Regions from separate parts of the Homo sapiens genome. Here regions 1, 2, 3, 4, 6 and 7 are each linked to region 5. The links are chromatin loops, found by intact Hi-C in ENCODE. Cell type or tissue: mammary epithelial cell. All regions are shown on one strand. Region 1 has its middle 490 kb from the start of RORB. Region 2 overlaps TRPM6 (transient receptor potential cation channel subfamily M member 6). Region 3 has its middle 220 kb from the start of RORB. Region 4 has its middle 590 kb from the start of ANXA1. Region 5 has its middle 530 kb from the start of ANXA1. Region 6 has its middle 49 kb from the start of ANXA1. Region 7 overlaps LOC101927358 (a long non-coding RNA gene).

Evidence for each region. Hi-C counts contacts between places; a loop is a spot of excess contacts. Peaks named below come from ENCODE experiments on the same cell type or tissue, not always from the same donor. Only the 100,000 strongest peaks of a DNase experiment are listed, where the experiment ranks them.
Region 1: it touches region 5 in a loop (13-fold over the local background); 4 of 110 quality-filtered maps call a loop at or near these places.
Region 2: it touches region 5 in a loop (8-fold over the local background); 10 of 110 quality-filtered maps call a loop at or near these places.
Region 3: a loop joins it to region 5, with 18 times the contacts of the local background. A loop is called at or near these places in 6 of 110 quality-filtered maps.
Region 4: it touches region 5 in a loop (4-fold over the local background); 2 of 110 quality-filtered maps call a loop at or near these places.
Region 6: it touches region 5 in a loop (7-fold over the local background); 3 of 110 quality-filtered maps call a loop at or near these places.
Region 7: a loop joins it to region 5, with 19 times the contacts of the local background. A loop is called at or near these places in 13 of 110 quality-filtered maps.

Annotation. Positions count from the first base shown.
Region 1 is chr9:74,005,434-74,009,433 of GRCh38, forward strand. No RefSeq gene overlaps it. Among named protein-coding and RNA genes, the nearest start is that of RORB, 490 kb to the right of the region's middle. In mammary epithelial cell, a CTCF peak has its summit at 1,717 (motif pointing left); no DNase peak of the experiment used is centred here.
Region 2 is chr9:74,741,016-74,745,015 of GRCh38, forward strand. TRPM6 (transient receptor potential cation channel subfamily M member 6) reads right to left here. Exons shown (of 39, transcript NM_017662.5): 32 at 3,080-3,130; 33 at 1,546-1,611. Among named protein-coding and RNA genes, the nearest start is that of TRPM6, 140 kb to the right of the region's middle. In mammary epithelial cell, a CTCF peak has its summit at 1,989; no DNase peak of the experiment used is centred here.
Region 3 is chr9:74,279,977-74,283,976 of GRCh38, forward strand. No RefSeq gene overlaps it. Among named protein-coding and RNA genes, the nearest start is that of RORB, 220 kb to the right of the region's middle. In mammary epithelial cell, a CTCF peak has its summit at 1,908 (motif pointing left); no DNase peak of the experiment used is centred here.
Region 4 is chr9:73,742,271-73,746,270 of GRCh38, forward strand. No RefSeq gene overlaps it. Among named protein-coding and RNA genes, the nearest start is that of ANXA1, 590 kb to the left of the region's middle. In mammary epithelial cell, no CTCF peak of the experiment used is centred here; a DNase peak (open chromatin) is centred at 1,751.
Region 5 is chr9:73,681,815-73,685,814 of GRCh38, forward strand. No RefSeq gene overlaps it. Among named protein-coding and RNA genes, the nearest start is that of ANXA1, 530 kb to the left of the region's middle. RefSeq lists an enhancer at 2,332-3,531. In mammary epithelial cell, a CTCF peak has its summit at 2,223 (motif pointing right); DNase peaks (open chromatin) are centred at 2,307, 2,647 and 2,977; H3K27ac peaks cover 2,462 bases.
Region 6 is chr9:73,198,800-73,202,799 of GRCh38, forward strand. No RefSeq gene overlaps it. Among named protein-coding and RNA genes, the nearest start is that of ANXA1, 49 kb to the left of the region's middle. In mammary epithelial cell, CTCF peaks have their summits at 1,293 and 2,083 (motif pointing right); no DNase peak of the experiment used is centred here.
Region 7 is chr9:74,377,590-74,381,589 of GRCh38, forward strand. All of the region lies in intron 2 of LOC101927358 (a long non-coding RNA gene), which reads left to right. Among named protein-coding and RNA genes, the nearest start is that of RORB, 120 kb to the right of the region's middle. In mammary epithelial cell, a CTCF peak has its summit at 2,314 (motif pointing left); a DNase peak (open chromatin) is centred at 2,312.

The DNA.
Region 1 (4,000 bases), 320 kb after region 5:
TGTGTTTTAGTCATGCAGTACTTGCCCATGCCTATGGCCTGAATGGTATTTCCTAGGTTTTCTTCTAGGTTTTTTATGGTTTTAGGTCTAACATTTAAGTCTTTAATCCATCTTGAATTAGTTTTTGTATAAGGTGTAAGGAAGGGATCCAGTTTCAGCTTTCTACCTATGGCTAGCCAGTTTTCCCAGCACCATTCATTAAATAGGGAATCTGTTCCCTATTTCTTGTTTTTGTCAGGTTTGTCAAAGATCAGATGGTTGTAGATGTGTGGTATTATTTCCAAGGGCTCTATTCCGTTCCATTGGTCTATATCTCTATTTTGTTACCAATACTATGCTGTTTTGGTTACTGTAGCCTTATAGTATAGTTTGAAATCAGGTAGTGTGATGCCTCCAGCTTTGTTCTTTTGGCTTAGGATTGTCTTGGCAATGTGGGCTCTTTTTTTCGTTCCATGTGAACTTTAAAGTAGTTTTTTCCAATTCTGTGAAGAAAGTCATTGGTAGCTTGATGGGGATGGCATTGAATCTATAAATTACCTTGGGCAGTATGGCCATTTTCACAATATTGATTCTTCCTATCCATGAGCATGGAATGTTCTTCCATTTGTTTATGTCCTCTTTTACTTCATTGAGCAGTGGTTTGTAGTTCTCCTTGAAGAGGTCCTTCATATCCCTTGTAAGTTGGATTCCTAGGTATTTTATTCTCTTTGAAGCAATTGTGAATGGGAGTTCACTCATGATTTGGCTCTCTGTTTGTCTGTTATTGGTGTATAGGAATCAACATCATCCTGATACCAAAGCCTGGCAGAGATACAACAGAAAAAGACAATTTTAGACCAATATCCCTGATGAACATTGATGCAAAAATCCTCAATAAAATACTGGCAAACCGAATCCAGCAGCACATCAAAAAGTTTATCCACCACGATCAAGTTGGCTTCATCCCCAGGATGCAAGGCTGGTTCAACATATGCAAATCAATAAATGTAATCCATCATATAAACAGAACCAAAGACAAAAACCACATGATTATCTCAATAGATGCAGAAAAGGCCTTCGACAAAATTCAACAGCCCTTCATGCTAAAAACTCTCAATAAACTAGGTATTGATGGGACGTATCTCAAAATAATAAGAGCTATTTATGACAAACCCACAGCCAATATCATACTTAATGGGCAAAAACTGGAAGCATTCCCTTTGAAAACTGGCACAAGACAGGGATGCCTTCTCTCACCACTCCTATTCAACATAGTGTTGGAAGTTCTGGCCAGGGCAATCAGACAAGAGAAAGAAATAAAGGATATTCAATTAGGAAAAGAGGAAGTCAAATTGTCCCTGTTTGCAGATGACATGATTGTATATTTAGAAAACCCCATCGTCTCAGCCCAAAATCTCCTTAAGCTGATAAGCAACTTCAGCAAAGTCTCAGGATACAAAATCAATGTGCAAAAATCACAAGCATTCCTATTCATTCTTTTTAAAAGGCAAATAGCAGAAAGTTCAAAACTCAAGAAAAAGAATATCAGAAATGCCTTTCAACAGAGTTTCTTTACTTTTAAACAAAGATAATATTAAATAATGGTGAATTTTTGAATTGTTGCAAAGGCACAGACAGAATGAAAGATCCCCCATGCCCACAGTCCCCTCAACTCCACCACCCACAGGGTTATTATAAAGAGTGCTTGGAAATACATCCTCCCATAGTCAATTACTGCTCCCTGGTGGTGAGCTCGCCTTCTTTGATAAAGCCTGAGAAGACACTGTTATTAATATCCAATTACAACTTTCCTTTATTCAGTCATTGCTCTTTAAAATTAGGTCTTTCTCTCTCCTATTATAGATGTAACAAAAGGCCTCAAGAACGTAAAAATTTTCCTAACACAGTGGACTCTATAAAGACTATATGAGATCTGGCCAACTTTCTTCTCTGCACTTTTTAATGAGATATCTATATATATATATATATAGATATATATATATATATATAGTCTCATAGGAATCTAACACATATGTTTTGTAGAACAATATTCTCCCAATGAAAGTCACAAGTCCACCTCGTCACAGATCTAGGACAATTGTCATGTGGTTAAGGACCTAGAATTTCTTCTCCTCTTAAGATAGGGCCGAGGCGGGCAGATCACGAGGTCAAGAGATCGAGACCATCCTGGCTAACACGGTGAAACCCCGTCTCTACTAAAAATACAAAAAATTAGCCAGGCGTGATGGCGGGCGCCTGTAGTCGCAGCTACTTGGGAGGCTGAGGCAGGAGAATGGCGTGAACCCGGAGGCGGAGCTTGCAGTGAGCTGAGATCGCGCCACTGCACTCCAGCCTGGGAGATAGCAAGACTCTGCCAAAAAAAAAAAAAAAAAAAAAGATAGATTTATCCAGAGATTTCCTTACACACAAATATAATGTAATCTTCTATGAAGTAGCTATTGACACCTACATTCTGCAAGTCAGAAAGCTAACAAAGACAATACATTGTCCAACCTCGCATAGCTACCAAATATTAGATATAAATTTCAAGCCCAGTCTTAAGACCTTCACAGTATACACCCCACCTCCTATCAGTTCGACATTGAACCTGTTGAAACTGAAAGTTTTGTGAGACGTTAAAGTGGGTATATGCTGTATACAGTTGAATATAAGTCCAGAGCTTCAGATTAAGGCCAAGACTGGTGATACAGGTCTGAGTTTATCAGATCAGAATGTAATGGCTAAAGATGGGGAATTGTACAATATTGCCAGAGACAGTAGGAAATAATATTGTGTTTACAAGTAAATTTGTATGTGCAACGAAATAGTTCATTTTGGTTTCAGATCACAGCCATCACTGAAGGGACAGGGTGAGCAGTTTATCTTCTGTGATGTTCCCTGTACAAACTACATACAGAACCAAATACCTATTTCAATGAAAGCAGCCTACTTTTCTAGTCTTAATTTTGTAATCAAAATGAGTCAATTCTTTCATTCTGCTGCTTTTGAGGGCTCTGAGTTCAGTAGGAAAGTCACATTCTTTTATTCATACAAATTAAACACAAGATTATTATATCTGAAAGGTACTCATACATAAATAAATATTGAAATTTATAGCATTATTTGAGAATTGTAACAAAAAGATAAAAATATCAAAGCAGGAGTAGTTATATAATAGGTTTTAGACAAATGCAAGGTATTAATAGGACATTAATGACAACAGCCTTTCAGGTCACTATATATTTAAATGAAACTCACTTTTTTCTTGTTTTATGATATTCTATATTACCTTAATTATTTGATCTCTATTATTGAAGGACAGTCATAATTTCTACATCTAGCCATAACGCACAATGCTGTGATATGATTTTTGTATGTGTTCTTATATAAAATCATTTTACATTCTGGTGCTATTAACTAGAGACTAATTTCTTCAAAGTGGGATTTCTGGGTCAAAGAGTATGTGAGATTTTCATTTAAATGAAATTGCCACTTTTACTTTCATATAATATTTTAGCTAGTTAGCCTTTAACAAATAATGTAATGGAGTACCAATATCTTTTTCTCTTTTCTTTTTGATCAGAACCCTTTGTTTAAATATTTGTCAACCTAATGAACAGGTGAAAATGGCAACATTATTTTGGTTGCATTGTTATTTTAGTTTTTTTTTTATCATGCAGCCAGAGTACTTGATAATTGCCATTTTGATTTCTTTTTATGTGTATTATACTTTTATGTGATCATTTATCTATGGGAAACTGGATAAAGGAGGTTTCTTTTCCATTTAACATTTATAAGGCTTTTCATATAACTGAAAAGTGTACAATGATCAGTCTCTCATGTGTATTGCAAATATTCTCCCAAATATTTGTCTTTTAGTTTTACATTTTTATTGTATTCTTCTTGTGGATATTTATCTGTGTAAAATATACATGTATTTGCTATGGAAACTAGAAATCCATAGGTATTCTCTTATAAGTAGCCAACTCATGGTAGTACTTATTAAATAAATAATTCTTTT
Region 2 (4,000 bases), 1.1 Mb after region 5:
CAGAAAAATGGGGATGAAAATACTGTTCTCATTGGGCTGTTGTAAAGGTTAAATAGGCTAACATGTCTAAAGTGAATTACAACCTCAGATACAAACTCAATCCCACTTAAAGGATTTTAGACACAAAATACTACTTAACTGCTACATAGCTTCCACTTTTAGGCTGTTGAAGAGGGAAAAATTCCTGTTGAACCTAAACACTACCAAGTCAGTGTTTAATGTTTCTTAACAGAGCAACATAATCTATATACAACTTCTGTCCAGCCCCAGCTGGTGTTTCATTTCCCCCTTACACCTTTGCTTCTATATATATATAGAAGCATATATATATATATGAACACGGTACTGGTTTACCAAGAAAGGAATCCATTCTCTCCCTCTTGCATCTAATTCCTCACCAATAAACACATCTAGGTAATGCTCAGTAACAACTTTTCAAACCTTTCAAATATTTATTCTTGGTGCCCAGATAAATGCCACTGAAGATCTCTTTGGAGTTCTAAATCCCTAGAGGCTTTAGAGCAGAGCTATTGATTTGCAAAGCCAGCCATGGGGCCAAATGGAAGGGGAAGGCATCTGCATTAACAATCAGAAGCCAGGCCGGTGCGGTGATTCTGTAATCCCAGCACTTTGGGAGTCTGGGGCGGGTAGATCACCTGAGGTTAGGAGTTTGAGACCAGCCTTAGTAACATGGTGAAACCCCATCTCTACTAAAAATACAAAAATTAGCTGGGCGTGGTGGTGCACGCCTGTAATCCCAGCTGCATGAGAGGCTGAGGCAGGAGAATCACTTGAACCCAGGAGGCAGAGGTTAGAGTGAGCCAAGATCCCGCCATTGCACTCCAGCCTGGGCAACGAGAGTGAAACTCCATCTCAAAAAAAAAATAAAAATAAAAATAAATAAATAAAAACAATCAGAAGCCAACCTGGTCTGCCCCCATGTGAACAGTGTGAGAAGAATCAAGATCAAGGACACTTTGGGGACCCTTGCTATATTGTCAACTTGCTCATGTCTTATCCTGCCAGACAGAGAAATTTTGATAGCTTTAGCCAGGGTGAGATTGTTTTTCTTTACTACTCCAGACTTTTAAAATGACATTTGCAGTCTGAGATAAGAGCAATTAGTGTACACAAAACAAAATAAACAAAAAACAATACACAAAGCATTTCTCTTCAGATGCCTGTTGGCTTTCACCATATTGACATTTATCGCTTTCTCCTGTGCTTATTATAAATGGTTGGTTTGTTCTTTTCTTTCCTACTTACTTCCAGCCTTGAGTCAGTGAATGCCAGGTGCAATATTATTGCTTTCTTCCCAACTGCTGCTCATTATAGGTCTTATTCCCATAGTATTAGCTTTTGTCCCTGAATGCTGGCCATGACAGTTAACAAGAATTTCCATTTTAGGAAATGAATCTCACTAAACTACAACTATCAACAAAACAAAATTTTCAACTAAAATAATGCAATGTGGTTTCCTTTGATTCACTCAGATTTTATGCCTCTGTCCTGGCATAAACTCAAGAAGGTAGAAATGCTACTCACCAAACAGTTGGACTGGTGTAAATGGTATGGTCTGAGAAAGCCTCATTAAATTATTCCTTTCAATGGCTGCAAACAAAAACAGATTTTCTATTTTAAGTATGCATCAGTGGCTGAATTTACAGAAAGCCTCTCCACATCAATATATTCATATAATGCTATTTAATTTCAAAGACCTCTTATTTTTGCCATTATCAAAAATATAATCTATAATACAGTCTTAAAAATAAACTATGCCTTAAACAGGAAAGAAATCCCAATTTTAGAGGCATTTAATATGAGATTATGTCACATGGTCTGAGGTAGGACTATCACCTCCACTCTCCTGAATACCAAATCACATACTAATCCATACATATGTGGAACTTTCTTTTAAATGGCATTTTAATCCGTGGACTTTGGTTTTCCTTTCCGAAGCAAATCCAAAGCACGGTGGGCTGTGGGGACACCTACTGTTCACTTTGCACAGTTCATCTTCTTTTTCCAGAGAGAGCCGAAGACCGATTTTAATTAGAAGCGAGTGATCTGCATTTTCCTGTTAAGAGCTATAGCCTAACAGATCAGAGTCAATATGAGTTACAGTATTCCTCACTAGAGACTTTCTTAAGTTGACAGCTGGAGTCAAAATAATAGATTACTGCCGAGCTGAAAGACTCAGTTGTAAGAGCCTGGGTTGAGGAGTCTGGAATCCACTGCAACTCTATTCACTACAAAGGAGAATTCAGGATAAGGCAATCTATTACTAGACCCTGAACAAACAACCTTATATAATTATAACAGTAATTATCGCACCAATAAGCTCTTACTCATGTATTGAGCTTTAGATTTGTAAAAGGCTTGCCCATGTATTATCTCATCCAATGCTGAGAGCAATGACTCCCAAGAAACCATCCAATGGCACAAGTCCAGTTGGTTTTTATATTGCTTTGCATTTCAAAGTGTTTTCCTCTTAATTCTCAACTAGCCCTTTGGCAGACTGTTCCTCAGGAAGGGCAAGTACAATTATTCCCACTTTGAAAGAAAGACAACTGAAGCACTGTGAAGTGATGTTGCTTAAGAGAGTCAAGACCCTTGACATCTTTGTTTAATAACATCTTTGTTGAACTCACTTTGTGGGGTTGGCCTTCATTCAGTGATCATACTCACTGAGGCCCCATTGAGGGTACAAAACCCTCCCTCAAGGAACTACTTTCAGGTCTGCCTTTTCCCCAGTCCAAAACATTGAGATCTCTGGCTTGGGGCTGCTTTGAGCGTGCAAAGAATTTTTAGATTTCAAGGTCATCTTTCTACTTTGCAATCTGGAACTTGAGAATGCAAACATTTTGCAAAAATGCAAATTCTCTTAAATTCTGAAAACTTGTTTTCCCAAGTCAATGGCAAAGTTAGAAATTGGAATGTTCTTCCCATCAAAGTGAACAATAACTTTTCAAGTCGCGAGCCATGTCAGTAACACAGAATTTGTCAGTGTTTCTGTTTACAAATGCAGAAGCACAGACATTTAGCTCAGCTGACATGTCTATGTGCATATGCATCCTACCTGAATAATGATGGTGAGGCTCTTGAGGGCTTTTTAAGGAGGCTGAGATCTCTGAAATTAGAGAGGAGATTGGCATTTTAATTACATGGCTGGAGATAAATACATGTTTATGAATATATTGCCTTCAAAGTTATTATTGAACAGGTTAATCAGAATGGCTTCTCAGTATTCGAAAAAGCTTGCCTAATATTTTTTAACCACAGTATTGCGCATGGTATCCTGACAGCTTCCAATCATCAATGTAATATCTCCAAACATATTTATATAGGGAATTGAAGAAAGGCAGGTAATATTAGCCTCAAAGATGTATTTCCTCTGAATCAATTACACCTCTGGGTTGCAGAAGGCACTCAGCTGCCCATCATACTTCACGACATCCCAGAAGCATGATTCTCTGAGCTCCCTACCAAGATGCAGTGCCCGTAGAAAGACAGTATTAATACCAAGTTATTAACAGACTACTTCACTGACCTAAAATAACAACAAAATGCTGAAAACACATTAAAAGCTATATACTGGAAACAAAGAAGAGGGTGGATAATATAGCACCAAGAGATTTGTTTGGTTATACAAGGACTATGTGTTGGGAACACCTCTTCCAAGTTTAACTCATTCTCTTCTGTCTGCTCCAGTCCTAAATTACAAGGCTCTAGAGAAATCCCTTGCAACAGTTTTGCTATTTCATAAAATCAAAATTAAAGTGGAGAACTTTGGTCTCATGATGGCAACTGTTTTATACCTCGCAGAGTAAGCAGCATAATGAGCCCAATTTCGCAGATCTCTCTGGGTTTTTGTTGCTGGATAAGGAAAGGAACGAGAATCACTTCCTTTAGGGAGTGTTGGCAAAAAGTAAGATCAGCAGAAAAGACTGTTTCTTTCTGAAGTCATCAATAAAAACAAAAAGTATTCCTCTCCCACTAT
Region 3 (4,000 bases), 600 kb after region 5:
ATATTATTTCATCCTGTTAAAGGAATCTTAAGCATTAACATGCTTGAAAGCAAGATCTGTATCTAAATAAAGTCCCTTTCGCTGCTCCTCCAATCATGCCTAGTTTAATAGGTGCTCAATAAATAAGTAGTTGAATGACAGGATGATGGAGTAAAGCATCGCTTTGTGTCCAGGTGTTATCACCAAATTACTATTGCTTTGTTTTACAAACCTATGATTCCTTTGTTTTGAGACCATATGAAATATATGTTCACCTCGGCCGAGCGCGGTGGCTCACGCCTGTACTCCCAGCACTTTGGGAGGCCGAGGCAGGCGGATCACGAGCGAGGTCAGGAGATGGAGACCATCTTGGCTAACACGGTGAATCCTCGTCTCTACTGAAAATACAAAAAAATTAGCCGGGCATGGTGGTAGGCGCCTGTACTCCCAGCTACTCGGGAGGCTGAGGCAGGAGAATGGCATGAACCCGGGAGGCGGAGTTTGCAGTGAGCGGAGATGGCGCCGCTGCACTCCAGCCTGGGCGACAGAGCGAGACTCCGTCTCAAAAAAAAAAAATTGTGTGTATATATATATATATATATAGTCACCTCTACTCATAGCAGCAGACCATGGTCAATTCTGAATCACTGAAAAGTGACTGTCATGGTACGATTTGAAATTTAGTTATAAACAAGAAGACTCTCCCAAATCTTCTCATAGGTCAACAATCATAGAGCTAGAGGTCCCATTTCAGTTGCCAATATTCTACCCTTCAAAGGAAAACATTAAGCTTTCAATGGCATTTTTAAAAGGTGCCTATACCTAATATAAACAAAATATTAAAATATTTACTAAAGCTTGAGTCTTATACATGGATAAAGGAGAACACTAATGTAGAGTGTCTTTGCAGCACAGCTGCTAGGTCATTTCAGAAAATATGGGTCTGACAGATGGAGAGAAACTAGAATTAAACCTGCAGGTATTTCATGTTCTTTCTCAAGTCATGTTTATTTTAATTAAATTAGGGAAAAGAGAGTCTCATTTCTTAAAAGGAGAAGTCTTAAAGGACTTTCATCTCCCTACCATTTCTTTCCCTAGAGAATTCTGAATGGGGGCAGGGTGAGGTGGGGGAGGAGAAAGCCTGTGGCATTTTATGATTGGAATGAATAACTTTCAAAGGGAATGATATATTTCTTTTTCCAGAAATGTTTAACAGATTATGCTGTATAAGCTGTTAAGGTAAAGAGTCTTCAATTTGGAGGTAAAAGGCAAAGAGAGAAACATAAAACCAAATTAGGTATCAAACTAATTAGAATCAAGTAGTTCTTGCCAATAAATCCTGTATTTGTGTCTGATTCACTATATCCACGTTATTTTTAAAAGGGAATTATCTAATTATCCAGCAAGATATGAATTTATAGACACTTTGACCCACTTGTGAAAAATGGATTTATAGACATCCATTTCCTCTGCTGTCAGGAAATTTAATCTTACCAATCCAAAGTAAATTTAGTTTCTTCTAGTTTTAATTCCATTCCATCTAGGTAAATATTCTGTCAATTCAATATTTCTCCTCCACATTATTCTTTCTGTCCTGGCAGGGAGACAGGATGAGAGAGGGTGATCTACATTTCCCATGTCCTGGTGCTCTCATCAATAATCATTATCATCAATAATCACTTTTGTAATGCATCAGGAACTGTTTAAAATATTTTTTAAATTGTCTGCCCATTTTAAAGATTAGGAAACTAAAGGACAGAGAGATTAAGTGGCTTGCCAGATCTCACAGCTGGTAAGAATGTAAACTTAGGCACTAGGACAGAGGCCTTTGATTCCCCATCACTCAGCATCCCTGTACCTGATTACTGCGGTCAGGAGCCATCTTGGCTTTTTGGGACCCATGCTGGCCATACCTGCACTGAAGCTTCAGACACTCCCTCTGCTGGCTGGTGACAAATTCAGTGCAGGGCACTCTGCATCTTCCTTTCTTTAATCAGGATCTGTTCTGTCTAAAACAAGAAAGCTTTTCAATAAATGGCTAATAAGATTTGTGGTTGAATAGTAGGTTCAGATATTAAAATCTCAATCTGTGTGGTCCTTTTCCCCACACACACTATGTATTTTTATTATTATTACCCATTAAAGCAAGTAACCTGCTCTTGAGGAGATTATAAGATTCCTGTATCTTGAGGAATGGTAATTATAGAAATCGCAAGTCTGTCTGTACTTTTTCCCTCAAATGGCTACACCATTAAGAAATGTAGGCTGGGCGCGGTGCCTCACGCCTGTAATCCCAGCACTTTGGGAGGCTGAGGTGGGCGGATCACAAGGTCAGGAGTTTGAGACCAGCCTGACCAACATGGTGAAACCCCATCTCTACTGAAAATACAAAAATTAGCTGGGCGTGGTGGCGCATGCCTGTAATCCCAGCTACTCAGGAGGGTGAGGCAGGAGAATCTCTTGAACCCAGGATGCAAGGTTGCAGTGAGCTGAGATCACACCACTGCACTCCAGCCTGGGCAACAGAGCAAGACTCCATCTCAAAAAAAAAAAAAAAAAAAGAAAGAAATGTAGAAGCACCCTGAATAGAGGCAGGGAGTTCAGGAAATGCAGAAAAGGCACTGGGTTACACGAGAAAGAGAATTTGTGTGCTGCTCTTAAGGAGGTGACAAGATTTGAGAGAAGTGCTTCAAACTAGTGTGGCCACAGACAGCCTTTCAGGGAGCTTCAGGTCACAAGCATGACATAAAAAGAACAGGAGATGCCAGGACTGAAGAGGCCATGTGGGCAGGAGCAAGGAACATCTCAGCAGTTGTCAAAGCAGACAGATGGCTGTAATGACTACCAGGGGCTCTTACCTCTAATGTCTTATATCTGCAAAAGGCCCCAGATTCATGGCCCCCACCCCAGTGGAGAGAGGAAAACCTCAAGAAAGGGAGAAAGAAGTCAAGCTTCCATCATCCCAGCAGGAAGAGTCCTCAGAAGTTGGCTTTTATGTCATTCCCTGGTAAATAAAGATGTGGAATATCATGTGGACACTTCAGTGCATAGATTGAGTCACCCCTGCTACCTATCATTACAATTTCTGAATTTGAAAGTGAGCATGTGTATGTAACTGCCAAGAAAATACAGAAAGAGCACTTAAGAAGATCATTTTTAGAGATAAAAGCTCATTTTCTCCAGTACTTGGAAATCTTGGTGAACTAGGAAAGATATTTGAAGAGATAGATTGGTTTTCTCACATTATACATACATCACCTATTAACTAGCAGGAAGTGGGAACTTATAAAAGCCTGGCGTCACACCCTGACTTGGGTCAGCTTCAAAATTAATCTCTTTTTTAGTTAGTTTTTATCTTCATAGATTTAGGAGGACGAGTACCACAGTTGTGTTCCATGGATATATTGTGCAGTGGTGAAGTCTGGACTTTCAATGCAACCATCACCCGAGCAGTGGGCATTGTACTCAATCAATAGCATTTCACCCCTCACCCCTCTCTCACCCTCCTGCCCACTGTAGCCTAAGTGACATCATCAATACGAAGAAAGCATCATTCCTGATCACAAGCAGTTCCACTCCATTCACTGGAAGTTATCTGATACATACATTTTATTGGTGGTATTATTAAAAATATATCTGTATATTGTATGTCAGAAGATTCACTGAAAGCAAATTCAAAAAACCCTCACAAACACTAACCTAGGCTCTAGGAGAATAAATTAAATATCTATAGTCAGAGAGACCAAGGATCAAGAGATCAAATATTATCTCAAGTGGAATTAATTATAGATTAGAAGAAATGAACATTCCTTACTTCCTATTCTAAGTCCAATGTCATTATGATTCTTTTGTGTCCCTATTTAGGGACATGAAAACAGGTAGACAAAAATAATCATATGTATATGACTATCAGAAGTTGTATCTTTGGATCCCAGATATTTTATTATCAAAGTTTTGTTTTTTATTACTTTCCTCTATGGTCAATGAAACCCTGAATTATTACATTTACAATATTATTATT
Region 4 (4,000 bases), 60 kb after region 5:
GCTGGGACTACAGATGTGCGCCATCACACCTGGCTAATTTTTTATAGAGATGGAGTTTTGCCATATTGCCCAGGTTAGTCTTGAACTCCTGAGCTAAAGCAATCCACCCACTTTGGCTTCCCAAAGTGCTGGGATTATAGATGTGAGTCACTGTGCCCAGCCAGAATTCTTACGGATAAGGTATAATGAAATTTTTCTAGTATGAGATTTATAAGGCCAAGAACTTACTATCTTAATATTTTCCCCTGAAAATAACACATTAGCCAACCATATTTACATATATCTTTATATCTCTGATCTCTTTGGCATCATCTTATGTGTTCCTGGTCACTGGGTGCTGCTGCTGAAGTCTACAGCTAATAAATTTATAATTGGATTTCTTGCTGGCAGGGCCTTTGCTGGCATGTAAAATCTAGCAGAAAGCAAATATTTTATTACACGATATTACATATCATCATCATTGCATCAGATGTGAATTGGAAACAAACTTGAAAATATTCATGCTCTTAATATACTAGTAAATTTGACACGAGGTAGTTTAAATTTTTTAGCTAAATTTTTGTCATAGTATCTATTACCAACTTTGCCTAGTAATTTTTAATCTTTGTTTTAATAGCAAAATAAATAAAGCACTAAAAAGAATACATTTAACATTGTTAATAGACCTGAATAAGCAAATATTTAAAATAGCATTTTTGTGGATAGTTATTAGGCATATACTGTTAGCATTCATAGAAACATCAGACATGATTTAGACCAAGAGAAGCGAACTCAAAGAGGCAAATTACCCAACAAGTGATGTAATAGCAGGTAAGTGGCCCTACTAAAAGGTGAGGTAGAGACTGTGGCAAACAGCAGAGTTCATGCCCCTGGAGAAGGGACAACTTCTATTCGGTTCCAGTTAATTGTTGCCAAACAGACATGGCAGCTCAATATGGCCAGTTCATTCAATGTTTTGAAAGAGCGATAACTTTTGATTTTATGTGAAATCACATTTTGAGAATTGGCAACTAATTTTAAAAAATAAACACTGTGAGTGCTAAAGAAAGTAAAGCAAAACAAAATATTCACAGGCCTGATAAAACTCATAGTCTGACAGTTACTCATCCTTTTTAGAATAACATGTTATTGTCAAACATGAGGTTACTGATGCCCAGAGAAATTTAGTAACTCACCCAAAGTTAAAAATTACATTATGGCAACCTAGGTTATCCCAAATTACCATATTCTCCTAGTATGAATTCATATACTTACCCTATCATTCCTGAAACAATTTGTAATTAGGTTATAGCTATCCAACCTGAATTAAGTAATTTTGCATGTGTATGTGTTGCACACTTGTATGTTGGTTAAGTACTTTTATATACATTGTGCTGAGTTCCTATACATTGCCTCATTTAATTCTCTCAATTAGCATCTTCATATGAGAAAGAAAACCTGGAAACCAAATCCTCGTGTACTATAAAACAATGAATAAAAAAGAGTATCAGGAACAAAGTAAGGAAGTTGTTAAGTTTAGGACCTAGAATTGGCTCTAATATGCTCTTTAGGTGAAAGCTTGTTATATTTTTCATACGTGGAATTCATTAATTTCTTATCTGAAAGCAGAATTTGGTAATTATCAATAATTAACCTCCATAAAGTTACTGCTGCTGATTATTTAACCTATCTTTATGTTGATTTGCTTTGATGACTAAGAGTTAACCAAGCTGAGGCAGTTATAATGTATCTTTTCTTCTGTAAGAACAAGTCACCCTTCAATGATTCATTCATATATTCCCATCTTAATAGCCTTCTTACTTAAGGCTTCATCATTGGTCTGCTTCTCTAGTAAATACTGTATACTCACTTATGTCATCATTTAGACAATCTCTCAAACTTTAAGTTAATTTTTTATCATACATTTTCTTAACTCATCAAAATATGCATTATATTGATTTTCAATTAATTTATGTTGAAATGAATGAGATAAAAATGTGGAAAAAATGTTATCTAAAATGAAACAACAGTATAGGATGATTAACATGATTAACGTATTAGTCAATTTAAAATTCCACTGCTATATTGCCATAGCTATGGAAATGTTGTGATATGTTCATTCTACTAAATCCTAATATTTAAATGTGTTTCCTGGAGTATTGTGTTAGGCCATTCTTGCATTGCTATAAAGAAATACGAAAGACTGGGTAATTCACAAAGAAAAGAGGTTTAATTGGCTCACGCAGTTCCACAGCTGTACAGGAAGCATGATGCTGGCATCTGCTTGGTTTCTCAGGAGATCTCAGGAAACTTACCATCATGGCAGAAGGCAAAGTGGGGGCAGGCAACTCGCATGGCCAGAGTAGACGGGAGAGAAGCAGAGAGGTGCCATACACTTTTAAATGACCAGATCTTGTGAGAATTCACTATCATTAGAAGAGCACAAAGAGGATTGTGCTAAACTGCTCATGAGAAATCCACCCCCATAATCAAATCACCTCCCACCAGGCCCTGCCTCTAACATTGCAGATTATAATTCAGCATGAGATTTGGATGGGAACACATATCCAAACTATACCAGGTATGAATCAACTACACATAAAAATACAAACTTTGCAGTCACAACTTCATAGCACAGAACAATACCTCACACCCAATTTGCAAATCACAAAATTTGCTGTATGGTATATACTTTCTGGTATATAGTCTACAGGTATTGCTGAGAAACACTCTTGGTATTGTTAAATGACTGGTAAAAGTAATGCTTAGGAATTTCTCTCCCATTATAGAATTATTTGCTATTCATACAATATTATGGCTCATAACAACGTCATTTGGTATTCAAGCATGTCATATGGTCCTTCGTAGGTGTTCATACACACCTAAAATTAATTACTCTTTTTCCTCTTTTTGATGATAATTTAATGTGAAATACATTTGCACTAACAGAGCATCTACAATCCACCTGGTACGTGGGAACAAACACCATTCTCTAGCATCTGGATTATTAAGGCAAAGAGTTGTCTTTATAAAATTGTAATCTGGTTATGAGGATGAGCAAAAGCCTACAGAAAAATTGCATACCATTATAATTAGGATTCACTTAAATTAATATGAACTATATAAGTGAGATTTTGAAATGTAATATTGAGTGAAATAAAACGTGAGATGATGAAGTTTGAAGCTATTTATGTAACCTTAACATAAAAACACACATAACAATAATAAAACTTTGTAAGATTATAGCCACATACACACACATATATAATATACACGCATATAGTACCTAAAAATAGATTGGAAGGGTTGAGGTTTTTTTTTTTAAATTTCAACTTTTATTTTAGATAAATGGAGATGTACAGGTTTTTTACGTGAGTATACTGAGTAATGCTGAGGTTTGTGGTACAAATCCCATCACCCAGATAGTGAGCATAGTACACAATAGGTAGTTTTTCCACCCATGCTCACCTCCCAGATCTCCCTCTCTAGTAATCTGAACTATCTATTGTTCCCATGCTTATGTCCATGTGGTACTCAATGTTTTTTTCCCCACTTATAAGTGAGAACACGTGGTATACTGCTTTCTGCTCTTGCACTAATTCACTTAGAATAATGGCCTCCAGTTGCATGCATGTTGCTATAAACAATGTGATTTCATTATTTTTTATGGCTGCGTGGTATTCCATGGTATATAGGTACCATATTTTCTTTATCCAATCCACCATTAATGGGCACCTAGGTTGATTCCATGTCTTTGCTATGGTTAATAGTGTGGTGATGAACATACAAGTGTATGTGTCCTTTGGATAGAATGATTTATTTTTATTTGGATGCATACACAGTAATGAGAGTGCTGGGTTGAATGGTAGCTCCATTTAAGTTCTTTGTGAAATCTCCACACTGCTTTCCACAGTGGATGAACTAATTTATGCTCCCACCAACAGTACATAAGTGTTCCCTTTTCTCTGCAGCCTCTCCAGCATCTGTTGTTTTTTGACTTTTTAATAATGCCATTCTGACT
Region 5 (4,000 bases):
AGAATTTGTATTCTGCAGCAGTCAGGTGAAATGTTCTGTAAATGTCAATTAAGACATTTGGTCTAGTATGTAGTTTAACTTCAGTTTCTTTTTTGACTTTCTGCCTGTATAATCTGTTCATTATTGAGAGTGGGTGTTGATATCCCCTACTATTATTATATTGTACTCTATCTTGCCTTTAGATTGATTTATGTTTGCTTTATATAGTTGGGTACTCTGGTCTTGGGTGTATAGATATTTATAATTGTCATATCTCCTCCTGCTGTATTGTTGACTCCTTTATCATTATCGAGTGACCATTTCTGTCTCTTTTTAGTCTTTAACTTTAGTCTATTTTGTCTAAGTATAGCTACCCCTTCTCTTTTTTGCTTTCTACTTGCATGGAATATCCTTTTCTTCCACCCCTTTCTTTTCTGTCTATGTGTGTCTTTATAAGTGAGGTGAGTTTCTTGCAGGCCACATATGACATAAGAAACATGAATTTTGTTTCTTTATTCATTCTGCCACTCTGTGTCTTTTAATAGAAAAATGAGTTAATTTACATTCATTGTTATTATATATAAGTAACAACTTACTACTGCCATTTTCTTACTTGTTTTTCAGTTGTTTAGTAACTCCTCTCTTCCTTTCTTTCCTTCCCACAGTGATCCTTTGTGGTTAAGTGATTTTCTCTGGCAGTATGTTTTGATTTTGTCTGGCAGTATGATTTTTTTTATTTTTAGTGAATCTATTATAGGTTTTTGCATCTGTGGCTTATAAAAATCCTCTTAAAACAAAATCTTTTAAAAATATGATCATTTATTTTAGATCTCAAAAAATCAGAAACAAACAAGAAGCTAAAAAAATTATATACTTTAGGTTCATCTCCACCACATTTCGACCTTTGGTTATCTCAATTTACATATTTTTATATTGCCTGTCTCTTAACATGTTCCTGTAGCTATTGTTTTCTATAGATTTGCTTTTTAGGCTTTATACTGGAGTTATGAGTAGATTACACAGCACAATTGCAATATTAGATTATTCTTAGGTTGTCTACTTAATTTTACCAGTGGGTTTTATGTTTCCAAATGTTTCCTCCTTGCATGTTAGTTTTGCTTTCTTTAAGATTGAATAACTCCCTTTAGCATTCCTTGTAAGAAGGGTCTGGTGTGGTAAATTATCTTAGCTTTTGTTTGTCTGGGAAATACTTTATCTTGTCTTCATAACTGAAGAATAGGTTTGTTGGATAAAGCATTCTTGGGTGACAGGTTTTTTTTTTTTCTTTTCTTTCAGCAGTTTGGAAATGTTTTTCCTCCCTCCTGACCCACATAGTTTTCATTGAAAAGTCTGTTGCCAGACAAATTGGAGTTCTTTTATATGTTACTTGCTTTTTTTCTTGATGCTTTTAGAATCAACTGTTTGTCCCTTTGAGATTTTGATTATTACATGCCTTGGGATAGTCTTATTTGAAAAACCTTTGAGATTTTGATTATTACATGCCTTGGGATAGTCTTATTTGGGTTGAATCTGTTTGGTGTTCTCTGATCTTCCTGTACCTAGATATTTATATTTTTATCAAGTTTTGGAAAGTTTTTTTCTCTTTTTTTGGCATAAGCTTTCTACCAAGTGCTCTTGCTCAACTTTGTTTCGAATACCAATAATTCTCAGGTATAGTCTTTTGAAGTAATTTCCTATATTCTGTAGGTAATCTTTGTTTCTTTTCATTCCTTTTTTCTCCTCTGATGATGTAATTTCAAATAGCCTGGCTGAGCTCAGTGACTCTTTCCTCTTGTTGATCTGTTCTACTATTGAGAGCCTCCAATAAATTTTTCAGTCCAGCAAATAAATTTTCAGTTCTGAGATTTCTGTTTGATTTTTGAAAATTATTTCAATCTCTTTGTTAAATCCTTCTGATAAGTTTCTCAATTACTTTTCTGTTTTATCTTGGAGATCACCAAGTTTTCTTACAGCTGCTGTTTTGAATTTTGGGTCAGAGAGTTCATAAGTTAGTCACTTGTTCCTTGCTTTGTCTGTTTGTGGAGGTCATGGTTCATTGTTTGCTGATGCTTCTAGTGGGTGTGTGTCTATGCATTTGCATTGAAAAATTAATTACTTATTCCAGATTTTTTAATTGGCTTGTTTAAATTTTTATTTGAAGTGTTTGCTTAAAAATTCTTAATTTACCCATTGAATTTCTTGTATTTTTTCCACTAGGTCACTGCCTCCTTTTTGGCACTAGATGGCATCTTAAGTCCAGGTTTGCTTCAGCTTTAGCAAACAATTAGAGCACTGCCCTGCTGGAATGGATGAGATCCCAAAGGGGACATCCCAATGATACAGGATTTTTCTCTAGCTCAGCTAAAATCTGGGTTCTTGTCTCATGACCAGGAAAAATTAAGAATACAGACACATTGAAAGGTGAAGAAAGCAGAATTTATTAAAAGAAAGCTCTCAGCAAAAAAAGAGAGGGTACTGCCAACAGGCTCCCAACTCACAGATGGAATACCAGGCCACCACACAGGAGCTGAAGGGGCCAGGCTTCTCCTCCCTTCATAAGGGGTAAATTTCAGGTGGCTCCACCCCATTCTCCCAGTGTGTAGGTGGGCCTTTACTCTGAGTCACTCAACATTGATTTATTTACTTTACTGTGCATGAGTTAAGAGACAGAATTTTGTACCCTGGGCATGTTTAGGCAAGCCCCCTGTGCACAATGACCTGAGTGGCATTTGGCTGCCTCCTGTCTCTATCACCAGCAGTGTTAAAAGGTTGGCTAGGGGTTTGTGCCCAGGGGATTTGTGGAACATACCTTCTACACCCTGGTGTTAGTGAACAGCCACTCTTATTTGGTGTCTCCTTTAGCCTAGTTACAGAGCAGTATTTCCCATGCTGGGGATGGTAGTCCCACCTCCCAACTTTGTCTCTAGCTGTCTTCAGGGCTTTCTCTCCCCTCGGGCATGCTTCCCGTGGTTGAGGCATGAACAGATCTCCTGCCAGGGAACACAAGATGGTGAGTAATCTGGTTGTCCACCTTTATCTCACTTTTTCCAGTGTAGAAATCATGAGTCAAGGAAATTTTCCGCATGCTTGGGGCCAGGTAGACTGGCAGAAGGGGTGTCATGGATATGAAAATCCTATTCTTTGACTGTCTTCTTGGAGTATTTTTCACTCCTCTGCAGCCCAGGGAACTGATTCATCCTAATATTTGAGTTCTGGGATATGGCTGGTGATAACTTCACTGATGTGTATTTGGTTTTGGTTTTCTGTGGGGTGGAGTGGGTGAAGCCAGCTTGCATCTACATCACCAATTTGGATCGCTGCTAATTTATTTTTAAGAAGACTGGAAAAGGGTACTTTACAAATAACAAACACAGGAAAAGGTGATTAATATTGTAAGATGTTAAGAAAATTCAAATCAAAACCACATAATAGGCCGGGCGCAGTGGCACATGCCTGTAATCCCAGCACTTTGGGAGGCCGATGTGGGTGGATCATGAGATCAGGAGTTCAAGACCAGCCTGGCCAATATGGTGAAACCCCGTCTTTACTAAAAATACAAAAATTAGCCGGGCATGGTGGTAGTCCCAGTTACTTGGGAGGCTGAGGCAGAAGAATCACTTGAAACTGGGAGGTGTAGGTTGCAGTGAGCCGAGATCGTGCCACTGCACTCCAGCCTGGGCAACAAAGCAAGACTCTGTCTTAAAAAAAAAAAAAAAAAAAAAAAAACCCAAAAACAAACCAAAAAAAAAAAACCACTCATAATAAATATATTACTACATTCTCACTGAAAATGACCACAAATTTTTTTGCAAAAACTGAAAAAGCTGAATTTAATGAACCACTGGAACTTGCACCCACCAATAATGGAGAATAAGTTAGTATAATTACCTTGAAAAACGTATTGGCAGGATCACTTATAGTTAAAGATATGCTTATCTAGTGACCTAGCAATTCCACTTGTATGTAAATATCCAAATGAAATGAAAGTTATTGTCCACTGAAAACATATAAAGACATATTC
Region 6 (4,000 bases), 480 kb before region 5:
GAGATCATCTGTGAATATGTCACTGAAGAACCATATTGTTCAATAGGGGTGTAGTTCAAGAAAGTACGATTGCCATATTTTATTTAAGGTAACTGCAGCCTAATCTTTTCATAAAGTAAAGAAAGATGAGGAAAATGTAAACATAAAGGCTACAATGTGTAAGAAAAAGTATAATGTCCAAAAAGTCTAAAAATGCCAGGCTCAAAACCTGTCCACATAAGCAAGACTCCAGATCTTGAGAATACAGTTACTTTATAACCTAGATTTGTACATATGTATATGAAATGTACAATTCATATGTACTACCTTATTAAAAAAGAGAGCTCTAATCTTTGTCTCATCATGGCACTCCTTTCATTTGCTTCATAGCACTTATCACAAGCCATAATATTTTTTGTTAAACTGTTCATTTTCTGTCCAGAATGCAGACTCTTTGAGAACATCTATCTGATTTGATCACTGTTGCATCCTGATTACATAGTGTCCAAAAAATATATTCTGAATTAATAAATTGAACAATTTACTTAATGAAAGTATCCCTCAGTTTACTCCTACTGTATGCATAGGTTAGAATAGTTAAGGTTAGAAGGATTAAATTAGATAATCTCAGTAAAGTTCTTACAACAGAGACTGGCACATACAAACATATTTTTCCCTTTTATTTGTTGCTATTAATCTTATTAGTGTTATTATTAAGAGAAAGAAGCCAGGGAAGGGCACTGAGAGGGAGGATGGAAAGAATAAAGGAAAGAAGGAGTATAGAAAGAAAGAAGGAAAAAAAGAAAGGAAGGAAAGAAAGAAGGAAAAGAAAAAGGAAGGAAAAAAGAAAAATGGAAGGAAAAAGGAAAGAGGAAAGAGGAGGAGGAAAAGAAAAAGGCAGGAAAAAAGAAAAATGGAAGGAAAAAGGAAAGAGGAAAGAGGAGGAGGAAGAGAAGGAAGGAGATGGGGAAAGAGGGAGGGAAGAAAGTATTGGACAGAAAAAAGTCACCGGATTTTGACATAAGCTGGATAAAACACTTGTCCAGGCCACAAACTCGTTCAAATTCTTAGATACCCTGACATCAGATTCTTTGGGTAACATTCCAATATTAACATATCAGAAAAAAAATACGTTCAATTTTACATTAATCAGTTGGCATTCTGGATTGAAAGATCGGACTCTGTTGCATCGAGTTACTGGACTCAGTCCCTCTGGAGATACCAAACTGCCATGGCACACAAACCAACCTGGGGTTCAGGGGCTCCGAGTACAAGCAGCAGGATTTGAAACAAGCTGAGACCGTGCGCGTGCTGCCATCTAACGGGCTCTGCTGTGTGCCCAGAGGCCGCCTTCACTCTCCTGGTTTTTCTACCTTGTGACTCCATATTTATATTTACCTAAATAAATGTGTGAGTACAAGCTGTATAATTGGAGATGAGTAGGAATATTAGTTAAAACAATTTCCCACTTGCATTAACAATAACGAAAATGCAATCAAGAGCATTCGTAAAAGACAGCCTTAAATAACTGGTTTCATGTTGCAAGAGCTTTTTATGATTGAGGTTGCAATAAGTTATAAAATAGGGAAAACCTTAACATTCTGCTTTAGCCTTTATTTTTTCAAAGAAAAATATTATTTCTTTGTATATACGTGAAAAATGTATACTAGTTTACTGTGGCGTAATTGCTATACCATTGATGAAAAAATAGTTTTATGAGAGATGAGAAATTGGCTGAGTAATTTACTTCTTAGATCGAATATAAGTCCATATAAAATTCATTCAGCTTGTTATTTCATTACACTTTGTCACTACTTCCCTCCCAATACCTTGCAAAAGAAAAAACCATGAAAAAAATTATGGACAAATTCTGTGTACCCAGGTATCAGGTGACAGTGGAAGACAAACTTCTTTTGAGGTAAACAGAATTACTTTTTCCCTTGCAAAGGCCATGGGATGGGTCCAATGTGATATGACGAACATCTATTCTTCTTGGGAAAACATTTATATTGTGAAGGTAAAATACAAATTACGTTCTGAGACAAATTTGTGGCTTTTTCTCAACTGACAGTAAAGACAATTAAGGTAATTTTCACCACTAGATGGAGATATTGCCATTTATAGGAGAGAGTAATGTCTGGGTTGTGTATTTTTTTTTTTTTTTTTTTTTTTTGCACTCAGAATCAGAGAGATTATATATGTCCTCTGTGACCCACTGCGTGCATTTACTATCACCCACCCTCCCTTCCAACACACACATACACATAATAGTGAGCTAGTTTGAAAGACACAGAGCAAAACTAAGACAACACGCCATCTCATGAGTTAATAATGGATTGGCCACAATGGAGCTACAAAATAAATTCAGAGTGAAATTTCCAGCTATGAGTCTGACATTGTAATTACGGGAGTTGAGTGCAGGTTTCTCTCGAAGCATCAAAGCATTTCACATGGCTAGGATAGAACCATAATCCGATCAGCTGCAACTGCCACAGCAACAGAAGGACCCTAAAAATAGGACCCCTATGGTAATCTGTCTGGATTACTAAATTCAGTGACGGCTTGGCAACAAATCAGGGAAATGTTTGCGGAAAAGGATTTAAATATATCATGAAGTTCTATCTGCATTATGGAGAAATCCATAAGGCCCCCAATTCCAAGCTACTGCTTCAGGGCTGCTTCCAAACAACCCAGCTCATTTTGTCAAAACATCACCTTTCTGTCATGCCTTTTGCAATTTAATCATCTTAAATCCATTAGTGGGGGCAGGGGAAAAAAAGAGATTTCAAAGAAGGCCTACCTACACCATTCTCTGGTACCTAAGTTTTACGCCACGGAGTCTTTATAAATATAATTTTAATTTATTAATGGTGATAGAGAAATTAATTGGGGACAATATGGATTCTTATAAAAATATTATTTAAATAGGTAAGGGTAAGATTTTTTTAACTATGCAAAGATGCCTGTGACATATTCATAGGTAAATAAACAGAAGGTAGCTAAATATCTGGGGTGTGTGCTCAGTTTTACTAACTAAAGAGAAAGATATTTTTGTTGACTATGGACTGATTCAGAATCTAGAATAAAGCAAAGATACAGGTACTCTGGTGTACATATTTCTCAGCATTTATGGTTAATTATTTTATGGGCTCTCATTGAAGTTTTCTAACATGTCAGGGAGTTGCACACAACTTCTCAGCCCTACATTCCCTTTTCAGGTCTAGAAAAGCTCCCCAAGGTTACCTTTGCCCAGGCCTCTCATATTCAGAATGTTTCTATTTTCTTTCCACAGTTGCCACAGATCACACTCTCCCCATTTCCTCAGGATCCTATCTTTTTCTCTCCCAAGATGCTGCAGCTTTCCTATCCCCTCATTCTGGATACCCCCAAAACAATCCTATAGAACAATCTTTTTTGAGTCTTTCACTGAAAAGCACTTAAAAGGATTCAGGAAGTTAATAAATAGCAAATATAGGAAAGCTACAGAACGTGCAGGCAAGATTTCTCTTCTAAATCCTCTATCTGCCCCTAGAGTTTCTTGTATTCAAAGTCTATAACCCTGAAAAATCTTAATCTTTCTTTTAATTGCTATACTATTTCCTAAGACATCAAGTTGTGTATGCCAATGTTAATTTCACATGGGATGATATTCTTTGCAAATTGATAAAATACCTGGAACTTTGAACTCTGACTCAAGTTAGCACTCCTTTTGTTTTTAATACATGTATCTATTTTGAGTCTTATTATTTTTTGTGGGGTATTTTGGGGAGAGGTGGGAGATTTCCTTTACTAATCAGAGTCAGATGTTCTGCAACTATTATTACTTTTGCTTTAGCAAGCTCATCTACTTTCAGAATCTTCTCAATACTGGAAATTTTGATACCAACCAATAAAAGCAGACTCATCATCCATACGAAATTATGCATGTGTGAAATAGGATAATGAAAGATTGTCAAGAAGCACAAATTATAACCAACGTGTAGCAAATTTTCATAACCCCGTGATTTTAATATATAAGCAA
Region 7 (4,000 bases), 700 kb after region 5:
ATGAATAAGGAAGGCAGATAAGTCTAGACCTCATGGAAGCTAGCTATTGATCAAAACAGATTTCAAAGGCAAATGAGAGCTTGGAAGAAGTGACTTTTCAAAACTGGAGAACGACTAGTAGGAGACTGGCCTTGCGCAGCAGTTGATGGACCACTAACATACTTTACCTAAAGTCATCTGCCACCCACTATGAAGTAAAGCTGTGATGCAAAGCTACCATTTCCTGTCCTCTCCTAAATAGAAATAAAAGGAGATGATTTTTGAATGAATGTCCCACCTTATTAGTTGCCATCCAGTGAGCATCTACCATAAGCCTCGTCTGGCCCTGAACTAGAAACTTCATGCATCTTTCTTATTCTTTCAATGAGGCTGATGTTATTGTGCCCACTTTTTACAAAGAATCCAAGAATCAACTGAAGGAACTTGCCCAGTGCCACAGACTAAGCTGAGTTCCACTCAGCTCTATCTGACACCAAAGCCTATTAGGTGCCACTGTCTATGGCCTATGGTTTTCCATGAAGTCACTGAGCCTAAGTAAAGGTAAGAATCAAGCTCCATTCCTTCCTTTGTAGTTTCCACCTCTTTTCTTCTTCATTTATCCCAAAATAATCACACTACCATTTCTACAAAGTAATGCACCCTGGCATATCAGTTACATATCTGTTTTAAAAGAATAAAAAATTAATAAACAAAAAAAGAAAATATTAATTTCAATGCAATAGCAAATAGTTTTGTTATTGGTTGCTCTAAAATTTTCTGAAAAGTAGCCTGTGGAGAATATTCCCAATTTTACTCTCTTTAGCTTCGTTCTCTTCCAGCCTAAAATCCTCAAAAAAAAAGCTTATGTTGTATTTTTTTCCAAAAACATTTACTTTCTTACATGAAGAACACAATTTTGAATATTTGTCTCAAACTGTTGTAAATAGAAGCTTAAAAATAAAAACAGCATCTACTATACCCATAGCCTCTATAGTGTGGCACTTTCCTATAGAAAATGTGCTGAATTTCAGTCAAAACACATTTTTTTCCTTTTAGTATGTGACTTAAATTGATCTTTTCTCCTACTAGTTTTGCTGAGAGTGAGATTATAATCAAATGTTACATAGCAATAGTCAAATGTTACAGCACACCATGCCTTTCATCACTGTAGCCTATCCAAGTGTTTGTCCCGAGGTGAATCTGCCTTTTACTATTGAAAAATTGATGCCGGAGACAGTTACACATCTTGCCTGAGGCCATGCAAAGCCAACAGTAGAAATACGAAGTTAATCATGGAATCAAGTATCCCTTTTTCCCTTGTGTTTACTCTTAGATATCTCTACTCCAAAAACTTATATTTTTAAGAAAAAAATTTTTATTTAGTGCACATTTTCTAGTAAGTCCATTATTTGGTTGTAAACTTCTTGAGGGAAGGAGCAATTCTATTGATTCTTGGTATTTAGCAATGTACATCCAATGGAAATTTGTTATAATTACATAATTAATTATATGTCTTCCTTTCCTTATTTCAGAAAGTATTTAGAGGAGCTTTCCGGAGCATGTAAACTTAGGATATAAGCATATAAACTTAGGATATGCTCTTTCCAGAGCATATAAACATATACAATATAACAAATTAAAAGTGAAAGTGAAATATAATGTAAAATATTGTGTGAGATGTAGAAGCAAGATGAAAGGTAAAGCCTGGGGATGCGGCTAAAATGTGTTTACAATCTTGCAAAATGTTATACCGGCTACAAATGGCTCCCATATTTACTTCTAAACTTACTAATAGCAAGTAAGAAAAGGGGAATTAGATCAGTTATCCCATTCACAGAAACTGACTACTCAAAAAACCACCTACTGCCTAAGAGAAGGAATCTTCTTGATACAACAAGCAGATACATACCCTCCAATCTACTGTTACATATGTGTTAAGTAACTTGTAGTGATTGATTTTGTTTTGGTTTAGTTTGGCTGGTTGGTTGGTTGGTTTCCTACACATTTCTCTGCCTCTAGGAACTTGGCAACTTACTAATACATTTACTAGCTAGTAATACCCTAAGCTAAACAATGTCTCTTATTCATAAATTTGTTTAACAATATCAAATCATGTCCCTTGATGGCTGGTGAAATGCTAAAAATTGGCAGAGTGCCGTGATTACAGTCATTCCTAGGATTTGATCAATAAGAAACATTCTGATCTCTGTATTGTCTACCCATTTCTCTCTTGACCCATATAGGTTCTTAATCTTCTAGCCTTTCCTACAAAATCTGTTTCTGGAATTCCCCTGACACAGGTAGGCAGCAGCCAAGAGAGAAGGCAGTAGTGCCACCTGGTGCTCAAAGAGATCAGAGCTTGTACATACCTACTCTCCCACTTTCTGCTCCTCCCACCACTTCTAATAAGATTGCCTATAAACAGTACCCACCCCCTTCTTGGGCCTTCCACACTTAGCCCTCAGTATGCATTCTGCAATGCCTTCTCCCATTCATTCTCCCTCCCAGGCTGCCTTCGATGCTCATTTTATCAGTTTTCACTTGTAAACACATTGAATGGTGGGAGGAGAGTCACATGATGTGAGTAACCCCACAATCCTGGCTGGTACCAACTCCAGTGTTAAAATATAGATGTACCAAAGTAAAAATATTTATTGCATTTTTGGGCATTGAACATTGAAAGGATTCCAAATATCGAGGACCAGGGAGGAAATAAGCACAGATGCCGCCATTTGGTGGGTTGTTGTTGTTGTACATTTCAGAGACAAAATACAGTAAATGTTTTACAGACATAGTTGCATTACTATGCGTCCCCTGACATACTGTGCTTGTCACTTTATTATTTAGCATTTATGCGGTATTTTATCTGTCCTATATTATCTTTCACAAGCCTATCAAATAGACTATTTTTATTCCTATGCAGAACCTTGTCACAAATGACCAGACATGTTAAATTTCCCTCTCATCATACTGAAAGTTCCCAGTGAAAGCTGAAGGAAATTTCAATGCCTTGTCCTTTGCCTTCTATCAACTGATTCATGAAATGACCACTAAAGTCCTAATAATGTATGAGGAAAGGAAATAGATATAAAAATATAGGTCTGTATTCATGGAGCTTTCTACTCTGATGGCCTGGGGATTCCTGAGCATCAAACGAAAATTTGTATCACAATGTGAGTGTCCTAGCTAGGTTAATAGACTAGAATTAAGTTATGCACCATAGAGTATAATCATTTGTTGTGTTTGTACTAAACTCCTGAGTATGGCACAAGAGAGAGGGAGAGAAAACAGAAAGAAACAGTTTAAATGTGCAGCTAATTCCCCACACTGTTCCTTTCAGTGAGCATACACCCTACCGCATGCGTGTGACAGAAGATGGCGGTCAGTGGTTCTCAGCCTTAGCTCCTCATGCATGTACCTCTCAGTGTGGAGCACTGAGTACGTGTCTAGTTTTAAAGACACTATGTGTCTTTATTATATATAACCACGAAACATAAACTACACATAATCCAACTGCTTTACGTGTGCTTAATTCATGAAAGCGCAAACTGGTCCCAATATCTGAGGGAAGCATGCTCTATGTAGGACTCACGGAGCAATAGTATGTCAGTCTCAATGTGGCATCAATGTAGACTTAACATGTTCTATTTGATGGGCTATTTAAGGTATTTTCAAGGGTGATATAACTATTTGTGATTTCCACTTTATGCCTTAATTTCAGACCCTGACACCCAAGGAGATGTAACTCAAATGTTAAAGTTGATCTGGGGGAAGGAGGAAGGAGTGTGACTTCTTGCTTACATGTGTCAGGGAAGGTCTGACAAAGGAGATGGCCTTTAAGTTGAGTCTTAAAGAATGACTGGGATTTGTCTAGGCTAGTTGGGAGGACAGAGTACTCCAAGCAGAGGAAACAGCAATCTGCAGAGGCAGAACTCTCTAAGTGATGGCATTTTCTAAGTATTCTAAATAATTTGATATGGTCAAAGGTTAAGGTACATGAGATGCTGAAACTCTATTTTTT